Linked DNA regions of Mus musculus: region 1 is linked to region 2. A link is a loop called in an ENCODE intact Hi-C map of the cell type or tissue named here. Cell type or tissue: left cerebral cortex. All regions are shown on one strand. Links, peaks and the distances in the headings refer to the core of each region. The heading gives the core; the rest is flanking DNA. Region 1 holds the start of Pcsk2 (proprotein convertase subtilisin/kexin type 2). Region 2 overlaps Gm33599 (a long non-coding RNA gene).

Evidence for each region. Hi-C counts contacts between places; a loop is a spot of excess contacts. Peaks named below come from ENCODE experiments on the same cell type or tissue, not always from the same donor. Only the 100,000 strongest peaks of a DNase experiment are listed, where the experiment ranks them.
Region 1: a loop joins it to region 2, with 5 times the contacts of the local background. A loop is called at or near these places in 2 of 42 quality-filtered maps.

The regions. Positions count from the first base shown.
Region 1 is chr2:143,541,292-143,549,626 of GRCm38, reverse strand. Pcsk2 (proprotein convertase subtilisin/kexin type 2) reads right to left here and starts at 3,494. Exons shown (of 12, transcript NM_008792.4): 1 at 2,963-3,494. The coding sequence starts at 3,136. It overlaps Pcsk2os1 (proprotein convertase subtilisin/kexin type 2, opposite strand 1), which reads left to right and starts at 1,790. Exons shown (of 3, transcript NR_040354.1): 1 at 1,790-3,222; 2 at 7,264-7,416. In left cerebral cortex, for the core only: CTCF peaks have their summits at 3,535 and 3,815; DNase peaks (open chromatin) are centred at 3,124, 3,479, 3,727, 4,018 and 3 more places; H3K4me3 peaks cover 4,105 bases; H3K27ac peaks cover 3,768 bases.
Region 2 is chr2:143,467,686-143,476,020 of GRCm38, reverse strand. All of the region lies in intron 2 of Gm33599 (a long non-coding RNA gene), which reads left to right. Among named protein-coding and RNA genes, the nearest start is that of Gm33599, 15 kb to the left of the region's middle. In left cerebral cortex, for the core only: no CTCF peak of the experiment used is centred there; DNase peaks (open chromatin) are centred at 4,036, 4,369 and 7,090.

The DNA.
Region 1 (8,335 bases), core at 304-8,303, 73 kb before region 2:
CTTCCTATGTGTGTATAACTAGCTGCTGAGAACCTTTCATACCTGACATTGAGCAGGAGGAGATGAAGAGATCTGCTAAGGCTTAGAGGAACCACAGAGAAGGATGTCTTAGGGTTTAAAGTACAAAATTCAGGATAAGAAGTTGGGACAAGTATAGAGCAGTGCAAAGAGACCAAGAGAGGACAGTGCCTGGGAAACAGTCATACGAATACATTAAGGGCCGTCAAGCACAGCAGTTGACTGGATAAGGCAAAGAAGCCAGGAATACAGAGGACATTGGCTCTGAATACTTAGGTTCCCATGAGTGACTGAGGGTAGGACAGAGGGCAGTGGCTGTTCCTGCCTTGTGGGCAGCTGGGAGAAGGGAAGCTCTTTATGGCTGTAGCATCAGGCAAGATTTAGGTCCAGGTCTTGAAGGATCAACAGCATGTGATCCTTCAAAGAAGGAAAAAAAAAGGCTCATTGGAGGGCTCAATGCTCTCTGGGCATTGCACCACAAAGCTTCTTCAGGCACAAGTACCTTGTCATACATGGGTTAGCCTTTGAATACGTATCAGGGCAAAAGACTAGGATTTGGTTAGGAGGTACTATCTGAGAGGACAAGGAGAGGAAAAAGGAGACACCAAATCGAAAGCCTGTTCTTCATAGCTGAGGATTGCAGCTTGATATTGCAATACAAAATCAGTCAGTGACCTCCTCTCCAAGAAAGAATGGAATGAGGAGAAATAGTTAACCCCAAAGTATATGTGTCTTTCTGTTCAAAGTCGAACCAAATTGCTGATAAACCATAAGATTACCTTTATATTTCCTGGCTTCAATCTCACCATCACAACCGTTAAGCACTCACTGAGTTATTCATTCCCATTAGGAAAAAAAAATATATTGAAAAATTGACAGGGTTAGCCATTATCAGGCTCAGTTACACCTACCTTTCATTAGGTTTTTAGCATCAGATCTCAAGAATGTGTTTTCCAGGGGGAAAGAAAAAGGAGATGGAAAACCATTGCAGCAGATGGGTTTCCTTCCTTGTCAGAAAGGGCTGACACAGAAGGTACCCACAGGTAGGGTTACACAGGTATAGAAGAATTAAAGATCTTGCTGCCTCTTCCCTTCGTAGGGTAGCCCAGCCATAAAGCCCTGTCAACACCTAGCAAGGGTTTTCTAATAACAGAAGCATTCTTGCAGCTGTTGATATTAAATACGAATGCATCTAAGCAGGCTGGAAAGAGAACTCATGGGTTAAGGGTGCATACAGGTGCTCACACGGAGCAGTTCACAACCTTCGGTAATCCCAGTTCCAACCTACACCCCCCCCACCACCCCCCCACACGATGAGATAAATCTTTTTTTTTTCAAAAGGGAAAGTATGCAAGATCTCACAGTCAGATATCAGCTAACTATAATCACTCATTGCCAATGCCGCTAGGACGCTGGATTTTGCCAATGGGGGGAGGAGGGCGGAGCGGGGTTAGGTGGGGTATCAGCTTGTTTCAGGGTTGAATGTCGTTTGAAAGAAGTCTCCGTGGGCCAGGAGGCCAGGAGACTGTTCTATCAACAGGAACCTGGTTTCCCCTGCTCCACCCACACTTCTCTTCTCGGGAGCAACTAGTTCTAGGTGTGTGAGACCCGCCCGCGCGCCACCCGCAGACCTGCGCTTCTTCCAGGACCTCTGTGAAACTCGCTGCCAAACACAGCTGAGGTAGAATACGCGCCCGCCGCGCCGCTGGTGAGTGTAGGCGGGAGAGCCCTGCGCTCCTGAAGGAGTCATCCTAGTAGCTGGGAACTCGGCAAGAGACATAGGAAGTTCTGACAGAGGAGACCAGCCTGTGTTGCCCTTCTAGGGAGGGAACCCAATGCTCTCTCAAGCCTCTTTTCTTGTGGGATCAGGAGGGAGGGGACAGCCCACGGGTACCAAGCTGCATCCTTTGACCTTCCATTCCCCTCAGACTGGCTTCTCCTTGCATCCTCACTCTCCCCTAGCGGTGCCAGGTCCCCTAAGGACACTCCAGATCTGGGATACAGATATTTCGCAGGAAGAGCAGGTCAGGCATGCTCCCCGCCAAATGAATTATTCTCCTCTGTTCCCCGCAGGACGAGTACCCTAACTTATCCAGAGGTTGCCAGAGGCACCCAAAGCTCGAAATCTTATCCAAACAGTTCAACTTGGACAACTTCTTGGAATGGGGATCCCCGTGCTCTCTGGGGAAAACCGCGCTGGCTGCCCACACATCAGGAGAGGACACCTCGACTTTTCCGGGGGGAATCCCCCTCAGAATCCATCTCTCTTGGCAGCGAGGTGTCCTAAAGAAGCAAATTAAGAACTCTCCAAACAGGAGTGCGCTTCTGGAGTGGGAGGTCGTGGGCAGGAGCCAAAGCGCACAAGTTCAGCACTCGTTTTGGACAGAGAACTCCGTCCTTGTTTCCAAGTCAGAAAGCTCTTGTCCACTGGGGAAAAAAGCAGGGACTGAAAGTCGCTGGGAGGGAAGTCCTTAGGCGTGGGTCGGAAAACTGAGGTGAACTGCAACGCTCGATCTTTGAGCCATGTCGGTGGGAAACTATTCTTTCTCCGGGGCGTGGGGGGCTGGGAGACTTCCCTGGCAAAGCAGTCGACGTAAGCCCAGCTGCTCTGGACTCTATCCCTCTGTCCCTAGGCAGCCTGGAGAACTTGGTACCTCGGACAGCAGCCGGGGCGCACAGCATCCTTTGTAAGGTGCGGTCTTATTTTGCCCCCACCAAGTCAAACACCAACAAATTATTTCTCTGACCTTTCTAATACAGATGAAGGACATTTTAATTACATAACCCATGAAAGATCACCGGAGGCAATGTCGTGTTTGAGAACCGATGGCAGAATAGCTGCATAGCATAAAAAGACAGAAAACTTGCAAATCTGCAACGAGATTGCGCAAGGCTGTCCCTCCTCTGGAAACAACATGTGAAATGTATGGAAAAAAAATCTTACCTTTCGGACTCCAAAGCCGTGTTCTGCTGCAACTTGGCGAGCCTCTTCCTCTCCGTCTTTATGCAACTCCACAAGAAAATGATTCGTGAAGACGGGTCTCTCGGCAGACGCAAAAACCATCACACAGAAGAGGAACCCGGCCGCCTTCCACTGGGATCCACAACCGCCCTCCATCCTTCTTTGGGAGTGAAAAGTGGGGCTGTGAGGCGCGCAGGGTGGTGGAGCAGGGGACGAAGAGGGAAGATGCAAATAAAAAATAGGTATGTAGTTTTTGTTTCTGTTTTTCTTTTTTTTTTTTTTTAAAAAAAAAAATCTTTGTATAGCAAAAGAGGCAGAAAAGAAGCTTGGCAAACAGCAAATCTGTACGCTGTCCACCAGCAGCTGGCTGCCAGGGAAGCCGGGGAGTCGCGCAGCCCGGCTGGCTGGCAGGGGTGCGAATGTGCGGAGCTGTGTGTACCCGAGAGAAAGAGCTAGTGTGTGTCTGTGCTTGATGCTAAATCTGCATTTTCAGCTCCTCCTCGGCTCCAATTCTAGAGGGCTGGAGGCGAGCGCCAGCCCGGGTGACGCGCGCCCGCCAGCGGCCAATGGAGGCCAGAGGATCGGCGGGCCCCGCCCCGGGCCGCCCCGAGCCCGCCCCCGCCCGCCCCCGCCCTCCCCTGCCCAGCTGGCTGCCCGGGTCCCCGGGGGCGCCGCGAGCCCGCGCCCCCGCCAGCTCGGAGCGGCTTTGCTCCGCCCGACCGCTGCGCGCCCAGGAAAATCCCCCCCGCTGCCACCCACTGCCGGCGCCCGGTGATGTCATTGTTTGTGGAAATCTGCACAGCTCCGGGCAGGGAATTACGGTGCGTGCCGCTTCAGAGGCCCCGAGGGGAGCGGGGGGGCCCCCGGCCGGCCGGCCGCTCCCTGTTGCTCTTCTTTGCTAGTCTGAGCTACAAAACAACTCTCCTCTCTTTTCTCTCTTCCCTTCCCCTGTCTTCCCTCCTCTCACTTCTTTCTCCTCTCTTTCCCTCTCCACACCTCTCCCATTCTCCCAATAACAAAGCAAATTTGATCCTTCCCGCCCCCTCCACTTTGGGCAAATCCCAGGCTGGGAAGAGCATCCTTCTAGAGGTGACTCATGGGGGCAGGAAGGAGCTTTTTCTCTGTTCTTTTCCCGGTGCTCCAAGGAGGCCAGAAACTAAACATCTGGCAGTCCAGCGGGAGTCCGGACTGCCCTCCCCCCACCTGCGATGGCTATTAGAGACTCCTCTAGAGTCAGCGCTGCACCTGCATCCCAAGACTGCCAAGGGAGACGTGATGCTTATGCTGGGAGACAGATTCTTAGACTCTGGGTTTGGGGCTGCATCAGGACCAAGAATGTCAGAGTTTAAGGAGGTATAGTCATCCATCCCAGGCGTAGGTCAGGATTCCTGCTAAGAGTCTGGCTGCATGATAATTTAGGCTGAGTAGGCAGGGGGCAGCTGTTGTCCAGGTCCAGTTAACTGCTGAGGTCTGACTTCCCCTTCTTGCTCTAGTGTAAGGAAGTAGATCCAGTCTGCTGTAAGGAACTGAGAACCATTGCTCTAAGTAATGTAAATATTAGCTGTTATGGAGTATATTTACATCGTTTTTTTACCATTTAACACCAAAGTTTAAAAAAAAAGTCCTGTTATAAATTGGATAGTCAGGAAGATGCTTTTTCATGGGAAAGAGCGGAAGAAAAGGGAAAGAGAGAGAGAGAGAGAGAGAGAGAGAGAGACTTACTTGACTTGACACCACACCCAGCTACACCCACCCCACTCTCCTCCTTAGCACAAAATCACAGTGTATACAGGAGACACAGGAATGGTGGACAGGAGAATGCTTACTGTACAAGGCACATCGTCTTCACTGACTTAGCTACTCCCCAGCATTGCTAGAGAAGTATAAGCAAGCTCTGCGGATGGGTTCTATCCAGCTGTAGTCTTCAGCATACCACATCTTCAATTTTGATTGAATTCCTTTAAGACAACCAGGAAAGGCAATGGGGAGGTTTGGTAGCGAGGATTCCAGAATGGAAGCAAGGGTTTTAGAAAATTATTAATGAACTAACAGATCAGCCTGGAAGCCTCGGCTTGGAGCTGCACACATTAGCTCATTTCTGCCAGGAATGCTTTCTTATTATCACTATGTTGTACCACATCACCCAGATCGGGCTATAGCACAAGGATTCCTTACCCAGAGGCCTTCAACTTTTCCTCTACTTTTGTCTTCCTTACAGTTCATCCACGTTTTGAGCCAAAGTACTGGTTTAGTGTGAAGCAATAACCACATGGTCCCTCCTGTTCTGTATTGTCATTTGAGAAAAATAGCACCAAATGTGAGCGTTGCATTAGGTAATTCACCACTGGAGAGAACATTTCAAAAGCAGCCACAGAGATACAAATCCAAGCCTTTAGAAAACAGATCTGAAGAGCATCAAATAAGTCAATTTGGAAGATTATAGGTGCTGGGAAATAGCAGTGCTAATGTATCTAAATCTCTCTGAAATTACCATCTGTTTAGACTACGTATTAATTTCTCTGGAACCACTGAGCAATGCTTCATTTCCTAAATAAACTCCAAGGATGAAATGCCAGTGTGTGCTCAATCTACCACCATGGTTAATCTCACCTGGAAATCTTATTGAAATTTGATTCTCTTGGTGGCAGTGGTGGGAGGTGGTGGGGCTGTTGAGGTAGCTGGATAATGAGGATTCTGCCCTCATGAGTGGGCTACTTCAGTTGTAGATTAATGAGTTATTTAGTGAGAGAGGAAGTGACTCTAGCACACAAGCAAACTTTTCCTGAGTAGCTTTTATTATCTTCTTAAGGGATGCTCTCTATCATGACAGGGTGAAAAGCAAGAAGACTGGCCAGGTACTAATGTCATGCTTTTGGACTTCTTAATATCCCAAACTGGGAGAAATCTTTTCATTATTCATACAGTTTGAGGTAGTTTGTTACAGCAAACAGACAAGTGAATTAAGATGCAAGTCTATATTTTAAATAACTAAAGCTATAAAACCAGATACAGTTTGAATAAAACCTGATAACTGATTGAAGTTTGTTGTCTTTTGTAAAAAAAAAAACAAAACAAAAATAAAAACAAAAAAACCCAAAAAACAAAAAAAAAAAAACAAAAAACAAAAAATCAACAACAAAAAATTACATTTGAGTATTTGAGTTTCTTGCCTTTGTGCATGTATGTAAACCATGTGTGTACCTACTGCCTTCTGAGGTCAGGGAGAAGGCATTAGACCCTCTAGAACTGGAGTTACAATTGTGAGCTATGATGTGGGTGCTAGGAATGGGAACTGGGTCCTCTATAAGAGCAATAAGTGCTCTTAGCCGCTGAGCCAGCATTCCGATGCCCTGAAGTCTGGAGTAGTTCATGTAGTGTATAATTTATCACAATACTGTCAGCACAGAAGAATTAAAACAGAACTTTTGTGATGCAAAGGCTAAATTTTTAATACACTTAAGTACTTACTATAAGCCAGTAGAGGAAATACATTGAAATATTTGATTGGTATTTGAAATGTAAATACACCTTCAGCGTGCACAAATTTGCTCTCCTAGAGAAGTATTATTACCCAAACTCTTTTCTAATATCAGTAGACTTAGACAGAGAAAGCCAGCTGGAGAGAGAAGGAGACAAAGAGGTAGCATTAGTGGGTCTAAGGACTGACGCAGAAACCACTGCAAGTTCTGCTGTGCCTGTCAACAGTGGCCACTTGGCCAAACCATAGAATCTCTGTAAACCCGTATTGCTCCACCTGTGGAAACAGTGAGTTTAGGCATCCTTAGATCCTGAACTGTGCTTTCAGAGATGCTAAAGCCCATAGTGTGGTATAAAGCATTTTCAGCTCCAGAGGTGTTGACAGCATTGCCATGGCTAAGAGATCACTGTTCACAAACCTCCTCCAACCCTTCTTACATGCACCTAAGCTGGTGGACTTGAGGAAATAGCTGACAAGTGTTAATAGTCAGTATCAGATATGAAAACCATTAAGATCTTTGAGTCTTTTATTTTATTTTCTGTTATAGCTGTAGCAACAACATAGGTTGGTGCTAATATGTGTCACCAACCCCAAATATCTTGTTGAAGATATTTTACAATGATCAGAATATTTCCGTTTCATAAACACACACACACACACACACACACACACACACACACACACACACTCACACACACACACACACACACACACACACACACACACACACACACTCACACACACACACACTCACATTTACAAGAATAAAAACTACCTGGGACAAGATTGTGATTTTTCCATCCAGGTGTATTCAGACTCTCTAGGAAGAAGAATTCAGATCCACACACTATCAAGTCGAGGAAAATCTGCTATGTCAGAGACGGGGAACAGGGCAAACCATAGTCATCCATAGGAGGAACTTCTGGACCTGTGCATATTGTTTGAACCACCGCAGAAGGTATCTAATTTTGCTGTCATTTTTTCTTACATAGACTGTAGTGGAACCAGGGGGGAAATAGATATGAATGTCTTAAAGTCATAATTTAAATAGAGTCCTGACTGAATCTAGACAGAAGGTGTATATCTTTAATCTCAGCAGTTGGGATTGGAGGCAGGAGAATTGTGAGTTTGAAGGCTAATCTGGGCTAAAAAAAAATAACCGATTTAAAAAAAAATACACAATCTTATCAAACCAAAGTGTGTTGCCATTTTTGTGGTGTTCATTTGACACTTCAAATGCAGCAACACCACCTCACTTGGTAGCATGGCCTTTCTGTGAACATACTGTGCTATTGTGTCTTGCTGGTAGATTCATCCCATCATCCTGTCATCTCCGTCCTTCCTGTTTTGCTACACATACCCATTCTCAAGATTTCCACAAACAGTTATCTCCTCTCTATGTTTCTGCCACATTCTGATCACCCATGTCCCTCTCCCAGTTAACGCTTGCACCACACTTTTCCATGGTGTGGCGTGGATCCTTTTGCACTTGCTGTGGTATAAGATTCAGGCTCTTGATACATTTAACTCACATGCGCAGGTTATACTCATGCCTACACATTACTGGCATGTGGGTGCTCTTCTCTCAAATTCCTATATCTTTTTACCAATTTAATGTGTTTTTCCTTAAGTGATCTAAGTCTATTTTTCCTTAAGCTGAGAATCTTCAGATGGCGTTTGTTTTCTAAGTCATCTTAAATTAATACAGTGGGGTGAACGCATGGCAATTTACCAAGCATTTTACTGTCGGGAAAGCAGTCAGTCCAGAGAATGTTAGGTGGTGTTTTCTTTGCAACTTCATCAACAAATCCTCAGATTAACTCAGACTAATCAACTCTTCAGAAACAAAGGTACTTGCTTTCTTATTTTCCAAAGTG
Region 2 (8,335 bases), core at 85-8,084:
TGGGACAGTAGTTGTAAGGTGCAAAACAATATAGTCTGTAGAAATATGTTTGGAAAGCTGTGGACTATGTGATCGCTTAATTTGGAATTCGTGGCTGTGTTTCTTACAGAGTTTTGCAGGAGTTTCAGTGATAGAACAAGGTTGGTGAGGACATTTAGTAGGCAAAAGAGTGAACAGAGGTAAAATGCTTAGGCTGTGATAGATACTTCCAGTTGTGCAAAGGCACGATGTTTTCCTCTCTATAGGTTGTGTGTTGGGAGCCAGGGTTCCTCTACTGCACTGACTTATCCCTTCAACAGCCCAGTATGTTTATATATGTATTTCCTTCTTTCCTCTTCCTTCTCTTCCTCCTCCATCACTGCCGCCATTGCTGCCTCCCTAGCACTGTGATGATAGATACATGCCACCATGTCCAGCTACAATTCTCCTTATGAATTCCACACTTATGCAAACCTCTTCATGGGAAGCTTAATAGTAAGTTCAGTCCAGTCATTTCAAGACTTATATAGAGTTCAACATTTCCAATTTCTGAAATGGAATTTGATATTCAAGTCATTCTTTGTGTCTGCGACAATTCTCTCTCAGAAACGATAGTCCTCTTCCAATCCAGACCCCTGAACATGTAGTACTGTGAACGTTCACTTATATCAAAGCTTTTTACCAACAAGCATTCTGCAGACTCTGGTACCTGGCTTCCAATCCATGTGCTGTTTTCAGATCCTGAAGTTGAAGGTGGAGAAGTAGTGTGAGTCTAACAAACGTATGGCCTCTGTTAGCAAGTGATTGGCTCAAACCCATGTGAGATTGTGTACAAGTCTGTTCAAGAGGACCCTTAGCCATCACACTACTTTAACGTCAAAGGAAGGAATAAGGAAGTCACCCACTGTCAGGTGGATGACAGAGAATATCTTTGAGTAGAAGTTCAAGATGTGGTCACTCAATGTGTGCTTACTGGACCAACAGTATCACTTCGGGACTTGTTAGTTGTGCAGAACCCTACCCACAATGCAGGCAGGTACATTCAGCCCAAAGAGAACAAATACACAAGGCCAACTGGTCCTATCTATATTAGTGAGGACACGTTTGTTTCCTGCCTTGGCCTTCAAAAGTTTAGGCTCTTTGGTCTCCAAAACATCTAGACTAGTTAACCTCTTTCTGGATTCTGAGATTTTTGGCTTGAATTCAGAGGTATGTGATACGTTTCCCCGATTACAAAGCCTTCAGACTTGGGTGGAGCGGTGATCTCAGCATTCCAGGGTCTCCAGCCTGCAGGTGGCCCATCCTTGAATTTCTCATCTGTCACAAACATGTGATTTCTTTTTTTTTCTTTTCCATTTTTTATTAGGTATTTAGCTCATTTACATTTCCAATGCTATACCAAAAGTCCCCCATAGCCACCCACCCCCACTCCCCTACCCACCCACTCCCCCGTTTTGGCCCTGGCGTTCCCCTGTACTGGGGCATATAAAGTTTGCGTGTCCAATGCGCCTCTCTTTCCAGTGATGGCCGACTAGGCCATCTTTTGATACATATGCAGCTAGAGTCAAGAGCTCCGGGGTACTGGTTAGTTCATAATGTTGTTCCACCTATAGGGTTGCAGATCCCTTTAGCTCCTTGGGTACTTTCTCTAGCTCCTCCATTGGGAGCCCTGTGATCCATCCATTAGCTGACTGTGAGCATCCACTTCTGTGTTTGCTAGGCCCTTTTAACTGGGAATCCAGCAGACTTAGAGAACACCATCTGTATTTCACCAATACACACTCTCAGGTGTATACAGTACCACTGGAGAAGCAATGTTATATAGCAATCTTCAAACTTGTCCACATATTAAAATTTTTCATGGAATATACAAATCCATTTGTTCACACTTTGACCATTGGATAAGAGTCTCTGTGAACAGGACCAAGAAGAACTTGAACAGTGAGTTAATTCAGAGAATTCAGAGGCCCGTGACTGCTTCGTGCAGCTTGCAGGGAGTGCTTCTGTGTTGAAGCTGTGATTCCTTATCTTCTTTGGAGACAGGTTCTCACCATGTCTCCAGGCTGGCCTTGGGTTGGTGGTTCTCCGCAACCATCTCCTAAGTTGGATGACAGGAGCTCTGATTTTCTTTAAAAACAGTACTGCCTTCAGTCTTGTCTCCATGAAAAGCCTCTTACGTTAGTTTCTAGCTTGTAATGGCAACAGGAGAAATGATGAGGTTGTGACCTCAGAATTTTCTACTTTTAACACTTTTCTGAATCTTTTTTTTTTTTTTTTTGGGTAGTCTTTTTTTTTTTCATTTGGAGCAGCATTTTAAAAGTTATTCACTTACATTAAAATTTTCCCCCAAGTATGTACAACTGAGTTTTATTAAAAAAGAAGCCTTTCTACATGCATATTTCATTAGTTTTACGTGACATTTAAAGAGCTTGTATAATTTCATGAATTAGGCAACCAGCATAAGCAAGTTTGGGAACAAACACAATTGGCTTTTTCTAAGGTGCCATAGCTTGCATCTGGAAATATCCCCTAAGATGCCCATGTGTTAGAGCAGTGGTTCTCAACTTTTGACCCTTTGGAGTCAAATGACCCTTTCACGGGGGCCACCATTGGAAAATACAGATATTTATATTACAATTCATAACTGTAGCAAACTTACATTTATAAAGTATCAAGGAAAATAATTTTTATGGTTGGGGTTCACCACAGCATGCGGAACTGTATTAAAGGGCTGAAGCATTAGGAAGATTGAGAACCACTTGGTTTGTTATTACTGGCAGGTGGTGGCACATTAGTCTGCAGCTGACAGAGAGGAGGAGGTAGGGGGCATCTCCAGGAAGAGATGGAGACCTGGGATAGGGGAGGTGCCGAAGAATTAATGGTGGTATCTCTAGCTGTGACTCACAGCTTTGGGGATATGAAGTCTGGGGAGGCTGCTTCCTCTGGCTTGGCAGGAACCCTGGTGGAACAAAAGGGACACCAACCATGCACAAAACTTTTGACTCAAAATTTATCCTGGCTATAAGAAATGTAGGGGTTGAGGATAGAAAAGTGATGGAGAGAATGGCCAATGAATAACCAGCCCAACTTGAAACCCATCCCATGGGCAATCACCAATCCCTGAAACTATTAATGATTATCTGTTATGCTTGCAGACAGGAGTCTGGCATGGCTGATCTCTGAGAGGCCCAACCCACCAGCTGACTCAGATACAGACACCCACAGCCAAACAGTAGATGGACCTTGGAGACTCTTATGGAAGAATAGGTGGAAGGATAGCAGCCCCTAAGGGGGTAGGGACTACACAGGAAGACCAACTAACCTGAACCAGTGTGGCTCTCAGAGACTAAACTACCAACCAGAGAACATACATGGGTTGGACCTAGGCTTCCCCACATACATGTAGCAGATGTACAGTTTAGTCTTCATGTGGGTCCTGGACAACTGGAGTGGGGGCTATCCCAAAAGCTGTTGCCTGTATATGCGATATGTTCTTCTAGCTTGTCTGCCTTGTCTGGCCTCAGTGGGAGAGGAAGCACCTAGCCTCACAAAGACTTGAAGTGCTAGGGTGGAGAGATACCCAGGGGGACCTGCTCAGAGGAAAAGGGGAAGGGGGTGGGGGAAGCATTGTGGGAGGGGCTAACCAGGAGGGGGCAGTGAGTGGTATGGACAGTGAATAAGTTAAGAAACAGTGAGCTTAGGGCTCACCTTTAGTTGGTGGGAGCACTATTCTCGGATGAGACCTCAGCTGTGAGGTGGGCGGCTTTCTTTCAGCATATGTGCTTGCCAAGATGTACTACAAGGACTAACCAATAATTTAATGAAATATGTATTAAGTGATTGTCTTGGGTATTTGTTATAGCAATGGAAAGCTAACAAACTTAAGGGCAGAACTTAATTTTGGGGAACAAAGTGCCACTTTTCTTCAGTAGCTCATGTAGACGCCTGCAGAGCAGCTATCCATATAGTTCCTTAGGCTAGACAGGCTCAATATGTTTCATTTCTCTCTCTGCACTGCTGCCAAATGGCAAGACTTATTAGAAAAAAAATGTCTCCGTTATGTAAAGACACAGTCTCTTGCTCACATTTGATGTTCTAATGGGCTCGTGATTTTGGTCATTAGCTCCCAACAAATATGAGGGCTTAAAGTATTTCTGTTCTCCTTGTTTGCTGGTTGTATAAAGACATACTTTTCAGCTCATAAAAAAATTTTAAAAAATCTTCAGCTAGAAGTGAGAGGAAAGGGGAGAAAAGCTGAGGAGGGACAAGTCTTCAGGTGTTGCTTGGTTGCAAGGACTCCTGGCATTTGGATAAAAGGCGGTTAGCTATTTTCAGATGGAATGTGTTCCCCAAGCAAAATCTAGGCAGTTTTAAATTCCTCTCCAAGTCTCTTTGCAAACACAACACTTTGCATGTGTCCTTTTGTGTACTGTCCAAATCAACAGTGATGCCTCTGCCAGTTGCTGTGGGTTCAGCTATTATGTGAGCAAATGAAACAGTGACAGAAATAGAAACTCCAATTAAAAGATAATGCTACACCAGATCATTCTTGCTCCACATTCGCTCTGTGCACACACACGCTGTGGTACCCTGAGAACACTCACTGAGGACACACAGCTCTGCACACACACACACACACACACACACACACACACACACACACACACACATACACTGTGGTACCCTGAGAATACTCGCTGAGGACACACAGCTCTGCACACACACACACACACACACACACACACACACACACACACACACACACACACAGACACACACACACACACACACACACACACACACACACACACGCATTCTGTGGTACCCTGAGAACGCTAGCTGAGGACGCACAGCACGTTTTAAGGCAGATGCATCTCTTCCCACTCTTTGTAATGCAATGAAGCAGCAGTTCATTGTCATCCCTGGGAGCTCATAAGACTTAATATAAATAAAGCGGATAGCTATACAATGGTAAATGGGGATAGTTGTTTAAATAAACATGCATCCTGCAATACACCCCCCCCCACACACACACTCATGGAAATTGTAGACACCACATATAAAATATAGATGAGCAAACTATTAGGAACCTATGCTGCTCACCAATTAAGGATTTTTTAAATGTGTGTTAGCAAATATTTATAAACTTTAATTTTGTAGCTATATATTTGCCTACTATAAGTTTATAACCACTGTGTAAAACAATATACATTAACTTGTGAGGATGCAAACAACCTAGCTCTTTATTATCTTTAAACCTTGTCACGAATGGGCTAGCAAGATGGTAGGTAAGGCACTTATCTGATGGCAGATAGGTCTATCTACCTGAGTTTGAGCCGCAGGACCCACGTGATAGAAGGAGACCTGAAAGCTGTAAGTTGTCCTCTGACCTCCACACCTTGCTGCAGGATGTTCTCTACTACCAAAAGAAGTGTGTGAATGCAAGTTTTAAAATGTTATGCACACATTCACATGCAAAACTGCCTAATTCAAGACTGAGACCAAAACTCAAATACCCTCAAATATCCATGTTGCCTTTCATAACAGTAAACTCACGGATAAGTATGCCCATTAAAAGATCTCAGATTTGGAAGAGAAATGCATTTTATGTCAGTGAAAACATCGTTATTTGTTTTAATGTCTCACTATAAAACGTTAAGATATCAAATGTAAAAAAAAATCAGAGACTATAGAAGAGTTTAAAGACTAAAACTGAGCTGTAATCCTACCATGCAGAAATGACTCCTTTTAACATATTGATCTTTATAATTTTAGATTTTATTGTGGTCTTGAGGATTAAACCTGAACCTCATGCGTACAGAGCTGTGTTCTACCATTGAGCAACACCCCAGTCCCTAGATATCTTTTTATGAGCACATTTGCATCTATTTACTAAAATGGATCACACCATAATATATTTGGTTAAATTTTAATTTCACCAACGTAGTATGAACATTCTTTTGCTAATGAATTTAGATATCTGCATCTTGACTTGAAATCACTACAGAGTTGTTGACACTACAAATGGATTTACTTGTTCAGTGTACCATTTCCCTTTGACATCTGGGTTCTTTCTCAAAGTAAACTCAAAGTAAATTCTGGGATGTTTTATGCAAATATTGTACCACAAGGCTCCACTCGTCCCAGATCTTCAGCTTGGTTTCTCCCCTGAACCTCAGGACTCTTGTTTTTTCCTTTAGTTCTTGGCTCAATCTATCAATTTCTTTTTTGTGTGGGTAAACAGTCTCTTTGCAAAGTAACGTAGTAAGTGTGATGCAAAAATAACTACGTGTCTTTGAATTGTTCTGCAACAAAAAAGCATTCGTTCTTTTTTCCCTGTCATATTTATACTTCACAATAAATATCAAAGTGGGATATACCAGACATTCTAGCTTTTAAAAAAAGCTCTACAACTGCCTTTAAGAGCATTTTGCATTTTAATGACACATGGAGGCTCCAAATGTGCATGCATGCACAAAAAGGTTTATATGGAGGTATGTAATATGTGAGGATATATAAGCATATACATCATATATATATCACATAAGAATATATACATATTAGATATACATAAGAATATATACATATGCGATGAATGCATATCTCCTTACCTCTTCTCTGCTAAGTGGTCTTCATTTGTCCATTCAACATGTTTGCTTTGAAGAAGAAAACTAGACATTCTTCCTAAAGTTCACTTTTTCTGCCAAGATCTTCATCTGTATGTATGTATGTATGTATGTATGTATGTATGTATGTATGTATGTATTTAACAAAAATTAATGAAAATAGAGGTCTTAAATTTAGAAGAGAGCAAGGAAGCCCATACAGGAGGGTTTGAAGGGAAGAAAGGGGGAGACACAAATGATGTCATTATATTATAATTTTAAAAACAAAAGAAATATGTAAAAAAAAATCCTGAGGGAAGCTGAGGCAAAATAAAATGTTACCTCATGGATACATATTTAAGATACAAGAATAAGTACAGAAATATTTTAAAATGACCAGTCGTATCTGATCTGGCATTATTCAACTTTGTTTGAAAAAATAGCAGCACACATGCATTTCTGGTGCCCATGGAGGCCCAGAAGAGAGTGTCAAATTCCCTAGAACTGGAGTAGCAGATTCTTGCGAGTCACCATGTGGGTGCTGAGAATCACAGCCAGGATTTCTAGAAGAGCAGCTAGTGCTCTTAACCACTGAGTCACTGCTCTATCTCCCCACCCCCACCCAATATGACTTGATAGTCTAGAAAACTCTAAGACCACTTAGCAATAAAAAGTATTGTGTTACCTATAGATATCACAATACAGATGAGCATCAAATAAACTTGTGGTGAGTAAAGGAAGCCAGATAAATAGAGCACATACAATGTAGATTCATTTACATAAAGAAACCCAGAGTGACAGAGAGGAGAGGACGGTTGCCTGGGACAAGGGTCTCAGGAGGAGCAGGAGGGGCCCAGGGGAGAGTTTCTGAAAAGCAGGGAAACACTGGGTAATGGATGTGGTTGCTCTATGGTTGTATTCTAGAACGTATCAAAACTGCATACCTTAAGCATGTAAATTGATGCATTAACCACATCCAATGAAGTAGCTCAAAATAAAAGAGCTGGAGGACGTATTAGTTCAAAATAGCCAAGAAAATATTGTGCAAGCTTGCATGGAGGAACAGCGACATAAAAACCAGCGCTTCGCTGTTGTGCGTTCTATTCTTCCCTTCTATTCTTGTCCTTAATTGAAAGTGGTAAAGCAAAGACATTATTGAAGCAACTCTAATTATTTTTTTTTTCTGGATTAGTCTCTAGCAAATTAAGAAAGAGAAGCTGAGAAAGCCATTCCAGGCCTGAAATAACACCACAGGATCTATCCCCTGAGACAGCTTCGGCTATGGAAGCGTAAGCCCTTCAGTGGCATTCATCTTGAGCAGTGAGGACATCTCCATGGTCACGTTGAGATGAACTTTAGGAAGACACTGCTTCCTCTCCCGCTGCTGGCACGCTTCTCTCTCCCTCTTCTGGTTTTAATTAAATGTCACAGCCAAAAGTGGTTATAGAAACAGATAACCTGGAGGATTTCTGTTAACTCCATACATCCTTTAACATGTGAGTCTCTGCTGGGACTTCTCCATAATGGTTTTCTTGTCTTCTTCTGCCTTGGTGGTCCTCCATGGCATATAGTATTGTTATAACATGTGAGTGAGTTCATGAACAATGTCGCTTTCTGTTACTTTCCTTTTGCATGAAGGTCACGGTGATGCTTTTGAACTTTCAAACCATATCTTTCTTTGCTTTGAAAGTGTCTTTACTTTCCACTTTATTTTTAACATCTCTATCAACTCTAGAAGTTTATTGATGTAT